2 separate regions of the Homo sapiens genome follow, and region 2 is linked to region 1. Evidence: chromatin contacts called from ENCODE Hi-C or POLR2A ChIA-PET data. All regions are on one chromosome and are shown on one strand. Each heading gives the region's core, a stretch centred on a gene start or an enhancer-like site at or near the end of the contact. The rest is flanking DNA. Distances are from core to core; before and after follow the strand shown. Region 1 holds the start of FOXRED2 (FAD dependent oxidoreductase domain containing 2). Region 2 overlaps MYH9 (myosin heavy chain 9).

What was found. Hi-C counts contacts between places; a loop is a spot of excess contacts on that map. ChIA-PET counts read pairs that join two places held with the same protein, here RNA polymerase II (POLR2A). Pooled maps may share reads with other maps.
Region 2: a pooled map shows a loop between it and region 1 (2.3-fold over the local background). The contact joins the enhancer-like site here to the promoter of FOXRED2 in region 1. A Hi-C loop is called at or near these places in 2 of 50 pooled maps. POLR2A ChIA-PET finds 5 or more read pairs at or near these places in 4 of 52 experiments (A549, H1, HepG2 and 1 more).

What each region holds. Positions count from the first base shown.
Region 1 is chr22:36,504,698-36,510,862 of GRCh38, forward strand. It overlaps FOXRED2 (FAD dependent oxidoreductase domain containing 2), which reads right to left and starts at 2,343. Exons shown (of 9, transcript NM_001102371.2): 1 at 2,312-2,343; 2 at 1,199-1,726; 3 at 1-69. The coding sequence starts at 1,725. EIF3D (eukaryotic translation initiation factor 3 subunit D) reads right to left here. Exons shown (of 15, transcript NM_003753.4): 15 at 6,158-6,165. RefSeq lists a silencer at 2,090-2,589.
Region 2 is chr22:36,357,167-36,363,331 of GRCh38, forward strand. All of the region lies in intron 1 of MYH9 (myosin heavy chain 9), which reads right to left. Among named protein-coding and RNA genes, the nearest start is that of MYH9, 28 kb to the right of the region's middle. RefSeq lists enhancers at 1-825, 1,911-1,980, 2,081-2,290, 5,533-6,165. Within about 2 kb of position 2,170, at least 14 of the 41 ENCODE cell types and tissues checked have a DNase peak (open chromatin) inside an H3K27ac peak, as active enhancers do.

The DNA of each region.
Region 1 (6,165 bases), core at 1,093-3,592:
TCTGCATATTCGGAGCCAGGGAAGTCAACCTGGTTGGGGACTGATAAACCAGTGGCTACAAAGAGGACGCTGCAGGCGGGGACAGAGGAAAGATGGCTTAGTCTCTTAGCTATAAGACCACTAAGTGAAAACCACTCCCTGGACCCACCCACCCACCTGCCTGGCTCCAACCGCCGGCCCCTAAAAGAAAATAGGACATTCATTCATTCATTTTTCATTCATTCATCTGTTTACGCCCTCATCCCAGTGCACTTGAGAGGCTCTGCCCTTGCCTCTCCCTGAGCTCACAGTATTTTCCCTAGCACTGTACTGGGGGTTAAATTTGCCCTGTGAGAGAGGAGAAGATGACAGTATGAGAAATGGAGAATTCACCTAACTTTGCACATAGCAGTCAGACCAGGTATGACTGCTGGTGATGAAATGAAACCTGACATTCTACTTTCCCCTTTCTGAGTCCTCTGACAGATACATCTATCCACTGAGCAGTAATTCTGTACCAGGCCCTGTACTAAGTGTATCTGTGCACCATCTTTCTGACTCCTCCAAGCAACCTGGAGGTGGTATGTGGCCTGCTTTACAGGTGAGGAGGCACAGGCCCTGCAGGCCCATGGCTTGAGAGCTCCTAAAAGCAGCAGAGCCAGAGTCTAAACACAGATAGGCTTGATTCCAAAGTCCTGCTCCTTCCATTGGTGAGGATCGCCATCCAGGGGAGGGCAGCTGGGGACTTGGATCCTGCCGGCTTGCAGAAGAATGCTTTGATCACAGAGTGGTTTCAAAAATAGAATTGAAGGCCGGGTGCGGTGGCTCATACCTGTAATCCCAGCATTTGGGGAGGCTGAGGTGGGTGGATCTCCTGAGGTCAGGAGTTCGAGACCAGCCTGGCCAACGTCGTGAAATCTCATCTCCACCAAAAATATAAAAAAATTAGCCGGGTGTGGTGGTGCTTGCCTGTAATCCCAGCTACTGGGGAGGCTGAGGCAGGAGAATCGCTTGAACTAGAGAGGCGGAGGTTGCAGTGAGCTGACCTCGTGCCATTGCACTCCAGCCTGGGCGACAGAGTGAGACTCCGTCTTAAAAAAAAAAAAAAGCGAAATACCCTTTTTCGTCCATTCCTCCCATACCTACTGGCCAATCAAGGTGTGTGGTTCGTGTGGGGAAGGTCCCAGCTTCCGCAGGTGAGCTCTGGCACCGGCCTTACCTGCACTGATGCACCTGGCCCTTCTGGTCAGTTAGGATGAAGTAGTGGCCATTCCAGGCCTGTCGGTCCTTGTCCAGAGTGACGTGGGCGATGGTGGTGTTGTACTGGACACGGAGCCCCAGCGTGTCCGCGAAGTCACCCAGGTAGCGCACCATGTCGCGGGCGTCGGGGAAGTAGGCACGCGAGTAGTGTCTGAAGAGCAGCCGGGGGTCGTGGCTGAGCAGAGAGTTCCAGTCGTGGCGGAGGTTGAACTCGGCGTTAGCCTTGCCCGTGTACCGCTTGTTGATGCTGATGAGCTTGCGGTGCCGCGGGTAGCGTGTGAAGAAGCTGCCGGGCCGCGGGGCCCGCTCGAACACTGCGTAGTCGCGTCCAGCGCGCTGCAGGAAGTAGGCCATCTGCAGGCCCGCGGGCCCAGCGCCCAGCACGCAGTAGTCCCGGCGCGGGGGCACCGACAGCGCTGGGTGCAGGGCGATGGCCAGGAGCAGCCCCGGGGGACCCCACAACGGGGCCGCAGCGGAGAGGCCCATCCTGCAGCAGATCAGAGGGGTAAGGCCTCGCACCCGGCCCGGCGGCTGGGAGACACGAGGCCCAGAAAGAGGCGGGGCCTGCGGGAACTCTCACTGCAATCTGGGTCACGGCCAGGCCCAGAAGCCGTCCTCAGAGCTCATTTGCCCGGACTCCACCGTTTCAAGCTGGGACTTGGGGCTCCCCGGAATCCCGAGCCCCTCCATCTTATCTCCCTCAGGGTCTCCTTCCTCAGGGGCACCGGCTCCCCGCTTATGATTGTAGTAACCTCCACCCTGGGGAAGGAGAGCGTACTCCCCAATTTTCCCCTAATTTGAGGGTGCCCAACACCCCTTTGAACCACCCTCCAGGTTGGACCTTCCAGAGGCCTTGGCCCCTCTCCAGCGACCGGGTGGGAGCCTGAAGTGGGTGTGGCCTGCGTGCGCCCCGCCCCCTGCCAGGGTCCGCGCGCCCCAGGCTCTTCGGCCACGTGACAGGGATGCCGCGCACACCTGCCGCCCGCCCGCGTGCGCTTCAGGAGCCGCCAGGTCCCTACGCCCGCAGCTCCGGCCTCCCCGCCTCCGACCGAACCCTGAGAAACGCGCGAACCTCCCAGCCGCTCCGGCTGCAACCCGTGGTCTAATGAGGCCGCGCTTGGCTCGCTTGCTCCGCGGCGGCTCCGCCCCTCGCGCCCGGACCAATGGCAGGGGGCGGGGTCACGTGCGCGGCGCGCGGCACGCCGGGACCAGCTGGCAGGCTGCCTGCTCCGGCCCAGCGCGGGAGAGGCGCGCGCGTGCTGCGTTCGCTGCTCCGGGGGCTGGTAGAGGGGCCTGGGGCTAGCGCGCACCCGCGAGGGTGGAAGGTCTGGAGATCCGGGATGGGGAACTGGGTCCTTCGTTTTAAAAGGTGCCTCTCTACACGGAGGGAGGGGAGCACGTGATTTTTGGAGCTAATCCTAGCTCTCATATTCCATGAATGTAGCCAAACGCTAAAACTAGTTGGCCTACCCAGTTTTGTGGGACTGGAAACCAGCGTGGTGGAGCCAGGACCGATAAGCCAATTAACAAGCGTTTGCTACAGTGACTCAGTGTACTGCTTACCAAGTAACATACACGACTGTCCTAATCTTCCACCAAATAGGAGAGGTGGGCAAGGCATTGTTTCCGACATTTGGTAGCTGACTGGTCAAATGGAGACATAGGGATGAAGGGATATGTTTACAATCACAGGAAGTGGAGCCTGGAATTAAAACTCAGTGGAGGCAAGATAAATGGCAGGAGGAAGATAACGTGAACTGGATGATGAAGGTTGGCTTCCCAGGGGTGGCAAGTGGCCCCTGCATGAGATTTACATGGGGAGAAATACGAAGTCAGTGTAGGAACCTTCAAAGTCCAGTGAAATGGGGCTGAGTGTTCTTGGGGGAAGGGCAGGTGGAAAGAACTGCGAGCCTGCAGATTTGCATGGCTGGAGATTCTTTGAATTAAAAATCGTAGCTGGGGACTCCTTAGAAAAATTTTCCTGACCTCTCAGGCCTACAAGTACCTACCAAAGAATGTCATTTACTTTTTCTTTTTTTTTTTTTTTTGAGATGGAGTCTCACTCTGTCGCCCAGGCTGGAGTGCAGTGGCGTGATCTCGGCTCACTGCAAGCTCCACCTCCCAGGTTCACGCCATTTTTCTGCCCCAGCCTCCCTAGTAGCTGGGACTACAGGTGCCCGCCACCACACCCGGCTAATTTTTTGTATTTTTAGTAGAGACAGGGTTTCACTGTGTTAGCCAGGATGGTCTCGATCTCCTGACCTCGTGATCCGCCCGCCTCGGCCTCCCAAAGTGCTGGGATTACAGGCGTGAGCCACCGCGCCTGGCCGAATGTCATTTACTTTCTTCAGTCTGTGTCAACATCAGAGAAAAGCTCCCTCAGAGCAGAAATTGTCCAGTATCTGACATACGGAAGTTTAAGCATTTGTTGAATAAGCATTGCAACCAGAGAGGTCAGGCAGAATACTTTGCCAAAAATAAAGTAGGGATGTCTTATTTCTTCTTTTTGAGACAGAGTCTCACTGTCACCCAGGCTGGAGTGCAGTGACACAATCATGGCTCACTGCAGCCCTGACCTTCCAGGCTCAAGCGATCCTGCTTCAGCCTCCCAAAGTGCTAGGGATTACAAGTGTGTGCCATGGCCCCTGGCCAATTTTTCAAAAAAATTTTTGGGGGCATATGTGTATATATTTATGGGGCATATGAGATGTTTTGATAGTCATGCAATTTGGGGATGTCTGTTTCTTAGTGGTTGTGAAGATTATGAGAATGGGTGCTGGCAAACAAGTTCCTAAAATAATTGCTGGTCTTATGTGGTGAATACAGTAGTGGGAAATTAAACAGAATTCGTCAAGTATGGTAGGGCCCTACGAGTAGGCTGAACCTAGATTGTAAGCAACAGGATGCTACTGGGAGTTTCTGAATGTAGGATTACTGCAGCAGTCAACTTGGTAGCCCCATGCAGGACAGATAAAAGCAGTGGACAGCTACTCGGGAGGCTGAGGCAGGAGAATGGCGTGAACCCAGGAGGCGGAGCTTACAGTGCCTGAGATTGCGCCACTGCACTCCAGCCTGGGCAACAGAGCAAGACTCCGTCTCAAAAAAAAAAAAAAAAAAAAAAAAGGCAGTGGAAACTGATGCAAAGTATTTTCAGGGAATGAGCTTGAGTCACTTCCACTTGCTTCTGTTAATCCTGTTGGACAGGGCCATGGTTTGCAAGAGGCAATTTGGTGAATACTGGTCCAACCTGGAAACCCCCGGCACTAGTCACACCACTTTAATCTGTTTTTTAACACTCTGTATTCACATTGAAAACTCCCCAAGTACACTTTTTCTCTCCACTGCTTCTAACACAGTTCAAGAAACCTTTTGCTTGCTGAGGTTCGATTCATTAAAATTAATTTTGTGTTTTTTCAAGCTACTTTAAAAAAAAAACCTGTAACTTTAGAAATGCTGAGCTTTTTTTGAGAGTCTCTGTAATCCAAATTGGAGTGCAGTGGTGTGATCTCAGTTCACTGCAACCTCCGCCTCCTGGGTTCGAGTGAATCTCCAGCCTCAGCCTCCCAAGTAGCTGGAATTACAGGCGTGTGCCACCATGCCTGGCTGTTTTGTATTTTTAGTAGAGACGGGGTTTTGCTATGTTGCTCAGGCTGGTTTTGAACTCCTGACCTCAAGTGATCCACCCACCTCGGCCTCCCAAAGTGCTGGGATTACAGGCATGAGCCACTGCACCTGGCCTTTTTTTTTTTGATAAAGGGTCTCCTTCTGTCACTTAGGCTGGAGTGCAGTGGTGTGATCATAGCTCACTGCAGCCTTGAACTCCTGGGCTCAAGCAATCCTCCCACCTCAGCCTCCTGAGTAGCTGGGACCACAGGTGGAAGCATCATGACTGGCTAATAATTTATTTTTTTGCAGAGACAGGCCCTGGTCTCCCTGTGTTGCCCAGGCTGGTCTCAAACTTCTAGGCTAAAGTGATCCTTCTGCCTCAGCCTCTCAAAGTGTTGGGATTAGAGGTTTGAGCCACCATGCCTGTTTCCTCACCTCTACAATGGTACTACTCCTGCCAGCATCACAGTTCTGTATGAGGCTTAGATACTACAGAAAGCTCAGCATTAATACCTGGCAGGGTAATTACTCCATCAAGTGTCCAGAACAGAACAGTGTCCACTTACATAGTTTACATAGCCTCGGCTGGGTGCGGTGGCTCACGCCTGTAATCTCAGCACTTTGGGAGGCCAAGGCGGGTAGATCACCTGAGGTCAGGAGTTCGAGACCATCCTGACCCATATGGCGAAACCCCGTCTCTACTAAAAATACAAAAATTAGCCAGGCATGGTGGTGCATGCCTGTAATCCCAGCTACTGGGGGGCTGAGGCAGGAGGATCGCTTGAACCTGGGAGGTGGAGGTTGCAGTGAGCCGAGATCATGCTACTGCACTCCAGCCTGGGCAACAAAGTGAGATTCCGTCTCAAAAAAAAAAAAAAAAAAAAAAAAAGTTTACATATCCTCAACATGCAGAGCTCTTATGACACAATGCTTTGTAGGGACAGGCCTGAGTGTCACCAGCCCAAGCCAAGCTTAAAAACAATTCATAAACCATTACACAATCACCCAGTGGGACATCCATCAAGCTCTCTGTGGCAGCCTCCCTCAGGCGCAGCAGCCCCACCTCACCCACACCCTGCTTCACGCTGTACTAGTGCTCTGCACTCCAGCTCCTCACAGTGAACTCTCCAAAAGCAACAGGTGGCCCTTCACACAGCCAGCAGGCACTCATGCTTGTGGAAATGGACTTCTTATAACAAATGAGGACACCCAGATTCTGAATTCCACATAGAAATTGCTGAATCTCATCCCCACTCTGTCAGGAATCTTTGAAGAAACGACTGTAAATCGTTAATGCAGGCAGACGATGAGGGAAAGACT
Region 2 (6,165 bases), core at 920-3,419, 150 kb before region 1:
AACTTGCCGTGGGAACAAAGAGAAAGGGACACTTCCTTGGACACTCAAGCGAAGAGTGTCATGGAGGATATGACATTTAAACTGGGTCCTGGAAGATGGGTAGAATATTGGCAGGGAAGGGAAGAGATGGTGGAAAGGTATCCCGGGCCGAGGGAGAAAAGCAAGAGCCAACGTACAGGAAGAAGGTACGATCGCTCAATAACCACATACAAAACGATGCCACGGCACTATGGCTATCTGGGGCCAGAGAATCCTTTGTGGTGGGGCTGTCCTGTGCCACGTGGGGTATTTAGCAGCAGAGCAGCACCCCTGGCCTCTACCCACTAGATGCCAGTCGCACCCTGTCCCCAGTTGTGACAACCAAATACCTCTCCAGACATCACCAAAGGTGGAAATTGGGGGTTGCGGGGGAAGACAAATCACACCCGGTTGAGCCCACTGATTGAAGGGGTTCGTGTGAACAAACGCAGCACTATGAAGCCAGACCTCTCAGTCGTCATCCTCCCCCATCTCTGAAGTGCACGGGCCAAATCTCCTTAACAAAACAGAAATCCTCAGGGCAAAAGGATTCCCAGGACCCCATAAAAATGGCCATTATGGATGGCATTGTCACCAAGGAATGACAGCTCCTTGTAACATACTGTATTCTAAGAGATCTGACCTAGATTCTCCTGCTGGACTGTGCTTTAAAGATCCTGAATACCCAATTTAAAAGTAAACCAATCAACCAGGCAGAAGAGACTGATGTGCCTCCCCAGGCAGGCAAGAAGCACCTTCAGAACCTCCAACACGGCAGCTCAGCCTGCGACTCATAAGCAAAGTCACCAGCATCAAAGGGTCCAGATGATTAACGGAAGACAAGCGGGAGCCACATTTTGGAGGCTGGGGGTGGGAGCTGTTGACACAGCTGTGCCAGCTCACCCCACCCTGGGAATCCCATCAGGCTGGAATGCAGTGGCGTGATCTTGGCTCACTGCAACCTCCACCTCCCCGGTTCAAGCAATTCTCCTGCCTCAGCCTCCCGAGTAGCTGGGACTACAGGTGCACACCGCCACACCCGGCTAATTTTTTGTATTTTAGTAGAGATGGGGTTTCGCCATATTGGCCAGGCTGGTCTCGAACTCCTGAGCTCAGGCAATCCGCCCGCCTTGGCCTCCCAAAGTGCTGGGATTATAGGTGTCAGCCACCGCACCAGGCCCAAACGCTATTTATTGAATAGTTTTGGCAAATCAATCTGGATTAGACCCAGGAAATCCATGGCTTCCACCACTGGGACAGCCGGATTATTTCCCGCCCAGAGCTCTCCCCCACACCCCTTCATATATTAATAAATATATTTAAACACCTACCAACGAGCCATCTCCACCTGGTGGATGCACCATCACACCTGAACTCCCCCACCATCTCTCCCCAGACCCATACCCTCTTCTGGGTGTCCATCTCTGGGAGACACCATCCATCTGGCCACCCAAGACAGTCACCGTAAACTCCTCCCCAGCCCTCCGCCAACACCACTGCCCGTGCCCTGTTCCAGTCCAGGCCCACAGGCCCTCCCTTCTGGACTGCTCCAACTGCCTCCCTCCTGGCCTCCCCTGCCACTTCTACAGAACTCCTTTCTGATGACTCACAAATTCAAATTCCTATTTATATGACTTCCTATTTCATTGATATTATTTGATCAGTTCAAAATGGTTCGACAGCTCCACACCTTCACCAGAATAAAATCTGCATGCTAAGCAAGCCCTCTAGGACCCCACCCATTCATCTTGCCCCTGCCCTTCCTTTTGCCACAGTCATTCCCAGCGGTATATAATCAATTCCCCAGTCACACTACACTCTGCTCAGGCCTCCAGGCCTTCAAAGAAGGCAGAGAAGTGTCCTTTGTATTAGGAACCCTCTCTGAGATCAAAGCTCAAACGCTCCCTTCTCTAAAGACTTTTTGCAGCAAAAAGATGTCTCATATCTATGGCCCTCCCGTCTGTGCTCTGTACTTGTTCCACTGTAACCAAACAGCTAAATACTCATTATTTGTAGTTTTATTTGAGGACAGGAATTGGGTCTCATTCATCAATTCCAAATGTCTGGCACAATGCCTGGCCCAGAGCAGGTGCTCAGTTAAAGTGTCCTGAATGAATAAATGAGAAACAAGGCCAAAATGAGGAAGAAAGACTTAATGGGGAAGGTCCCCAGAGGCTGGAAAATCCCCTTGGGCTGTGGCTGTGCAAAGAGGGACAGGGCTGGAGAGCTGAAGGTAACAGGAGAGCCAAGTTGAAACCACACACGCGTAAGGGTTATAGCCACCTAATTTGTTACAAACACCAAACCATTTATGGACTAATTTTTATATCCTCAAAACAAAAAGGGAAAGAATGCATACTGGGGCTTTCAATCTACAAAGAGAAATAGGACTGAGGATAATTTACTGGTTTTACATATAGTTCAACCATCTCTGTTTTCTAGAACCTTCTAGCACCCCCTGATTAACCAGTGTAGAGGCACCTACCACCTACTACCAGTCCGACATACCAGAAAGAATCTTGGCTGGCATGGCCTCTGCTCTTGCTAGGATGCCATGAGAAGGTCGTGTGCCCTCCTGGAATGCTACGCCTCCATCTATCAAGTAGGTGCTGGCAACATCAACCTTTGGTATCAACTCAGAAGTGACAGACAGAAGTGGAAAAACCACAGCCATGTGAGGTCCTGGTTCTGCAAACCCTAAGATAAATGCTTGTAATGTACCACAATGGAGTTTATGGCTTTGGGGCCAGACAGACCTGGATTGGAGTCCCAGGTCCCCTGCTCACAATTCCTGTGACCTTGAAGCTGTTAGCACCCCAATTTCCTAGCTTTAGAATGAGGACAAACACCACCACCACCACCACCACCACCACCACCACCACCACCACCACCTAACATCAGAAGAGTTGTAGCTCAAGCTCCCAGTGGAGAATGGCATGATAGGAATTTCCCTCCCAACTCCTCTATCTTGTGATTCTGAGCTATTTAATCCCCATTCTTCCTAGGAATGACACCTGGGCCCTCTGAAAATCAGTTACCAGGAGTCTAGTGACTCTTTCTGCAGGTTATATCCATCCATAGAGGACAGTTCTCAGGGACAGTGACTATAAAGACAGCAATTTGCAGAGGGAAGAGGGTTTCGTGGCCGAGTAAGGATGGAATGCCGTCTCCCTATGGCCCTCTTGCAATCACAATATGCACAAAATGTTGTAGGAAGCAGCCTGCAAAAAGAAATCTGCTTAACTTAGGCCGGGCACAGTGGCTCACACCTGTAATCCCAGCACTTTGAGAGGCCGAGGCGGGCGGATCACGAGGTCAGGAGATCGAGACCATCCTGGCTAACACGGTGAAACCCCGTCTCTACTAAAAATACAAAAAATTAGCCGGGCATGGTGGCGGGCACCTGTAGTCCCAGCTACTCTGGAGGCTGAGGCAGGAGAATGGCGTGAACCTGGGAGGGGGAGCTTGCAGTGAGCCGAGATCGCACCACTGCACTCTAGCCTGGGCAACAGTGTGAGACTCCATCTCAAAAAAAAAAAAAAGAAAGAAAAAGAAAAAAGAAATCTGCTTAACTCCATCCCAGGAATATCCTGCAGGAAAAACCTCTCTCCATGCTGGTCTGGGAAATGCTGGTCTGGTGAGATGGGCACAAAGCCTGTGGCAGAAGAGCTGGATTTGAGTCCAGCGAGGTGCTGACCAGCTGTGCAATCCTGCAGGCACCACCCAGGCCTCGGCTTTCCCACCTGCAAAATGTCCTATCTGCTCACAGGTATGCACAAGGCCACTCTCTGCAATACACACCAGGGCTGTCAGAGCAGTTATCTACAGGGTGGGTCAATAAAGTGGCTCCTCTGTCACCCAGGGCTAATAACCTACAGCAGCCTCGACCTAGGCCCTCACTCTCCCCAGGCTAACAAGGAGTGGGGGGCTCCTCCCAGCTGCCAGTGCCCAGGAGGTAGGAGCTGAAGACTGCGGGTGGGCCCCCCTTCCCTTTCCACCTCAGGAATGTTGTTTGCTTACAGAAGAAGCTGGAACTTGTTTCCATTAGCAGTATTCCAACCCAAGCCTGTGTTGATGCTTAGCAGATAAGAAAACCAGAGAGGAACTTAGTGCCCGGGCCCCAGAGCCTGCCCCATCTGCAGGTTCTGCCTTTGCCTCCTTGAAGCGGGCATGGAGGGGGGCTCAGGTGACTGCTGAAAGTCCAGGAAACAATGAAAGATGATGGCATTTGCCTGTCCAAGGGAGGGCCTGTGGTCACTTTCACTTTGCCTGGCACCGAAGGAAACTCAGGCTATCAAAAACAACACCAGTACGTATTTCAAATCATGTTGTACACAATGGATATAAACAATTTTTGTCAACTTAAAAATTAAATGAACAATTTCTTTTAAAAAAAAAATGACACCAGAAACCAGAATGTGGTACATAGAGTCCCTCCTCCTGCATGGGAAGGGGTGGGGGCAATAGCTTGGGACAGGCTGGAGGAGATAAACTGGGGCAGCTAACCCAGGATCTTATCAGCCATTTAGGAATGTGGACTTTATTCTAGGGATAATTGGGGAGGAGCAGAGGTGACATCAGATTTGTATTTTAAAGTAATTGGCTGGGGGTGTACGGTGGCTCACGCCTGTAATCCCAACACTTTGGGAGGACAAGGCAGGTAGATCACGAGGTCAGGAGTTCAAGACCAGCCTGGCCAACATGGTGAAACCCCATCTCTACTAAAAATACAAAAATTAGCCAGGCGTGATGGTGTGCGCCTGTAATCCCAGCTACCCGGGAGGCTGAGGCCAAGAATTGCTTGAACCCAGGAGGCAGAGGTTGCAGTGAGCCGAAATTGCGCCACTGTACTCCAGCCTGGGGGACAGAGCGAGACTCTGCCTCAAAAATAAAAAAAACAGAAATCATCCTCCCTTACCTGCATGGAGGGGGCAATGAGAAGTCAGTGGTTGGAAAATACTGGGGACTTGCAAGGAGGGAGCTTCCAATCTAAGAGAAGAAAAGACAGTTCCCTGACCAGGCTAGGTGGAGAGTGATTAAATGACACGAGAGGGACAAGTGCAGCCATAGACTTTACCCTCTGATCTCCTACTCCATAGAGCCTGGCTCGAGGAGAGTCCTGGAATCACCGTCCTACGACAGTGAGAAGTGACCAAGCAATCCCAGGAGCTCCAGGGCCAGTGTTTCCAGAGCATCTTAGGCACAGATCTCATGTGGCATGTGTCACACAGACTACACAATAAAGTGTCCAATGGGGTGTCCTCCACTAAGATACCAACTTCAGGACCACAGAGACATGGCTTTAGATCCTCAGCACAGAAACCATTTCTGAGTCGCTCTGTTGCCCGGGCTGGAGTGCAGTGGCACAATCTTGGCTCACTGCAACCTCTGCCTCCTGGATTCAAGTGATTATCCCGCCTCAGCTGGGACTACAGGTGCATGCCAGCACGCTCGGCTAATTTTTGTATTTTAGTAGAGATGGGGTTTCACCATGTTGGCCAGGATCGTCTTGAACTCCTGACCTCAAGTGATCCACCTGCCTCAGCCTTCCAAAGCGCTGGGATTACAGGCATGAGCCACTACACCCGGCCTGAAACCATTTCTTAATGAATAAATCAAACAACCAATGAGCCAGGGCAGAAAGCAGCAAAAGTTTGAGGCCAGCCCTGCCATCACCCCAGAATGATAGCCCGCCCAGCATGGATAGAAGTGTGCCCCCTACAGCCTTTATAACCCCACCCCAATGCCTTCCACCAGTGCCTCTCAACCATCTTTCCAGCCACACCTCTCTTATCCCCTGCTACAACCCTCCATTCCAGTCACTAGAGCACACTCCCCAGAGCAGCCTTTGCTTCAGCTGTCACCCAGAGACAAGCTGGAGGGCCCATCTCCCCAATTCTCCACAGACTGAGAGTCCCCAAAACCAAGTGGACATGCCATCGCCCCCAGGCAGCCTCTCCTAGTATGAATTACTCATAGTATGAATTACCCTAGTATGAATTACTCACCCTTCTCCCTCCTCCCCAACAGGCCCAGCGCAATCTGCCTTATACAGAACCATGGCTTCATTGCCTGTGTCCTCTGCTGTCTCTTAGAACTCTCTAGAGGCAGGAACTGTCTCCCCAACCCTCTTGCTCTTGCCCAGGG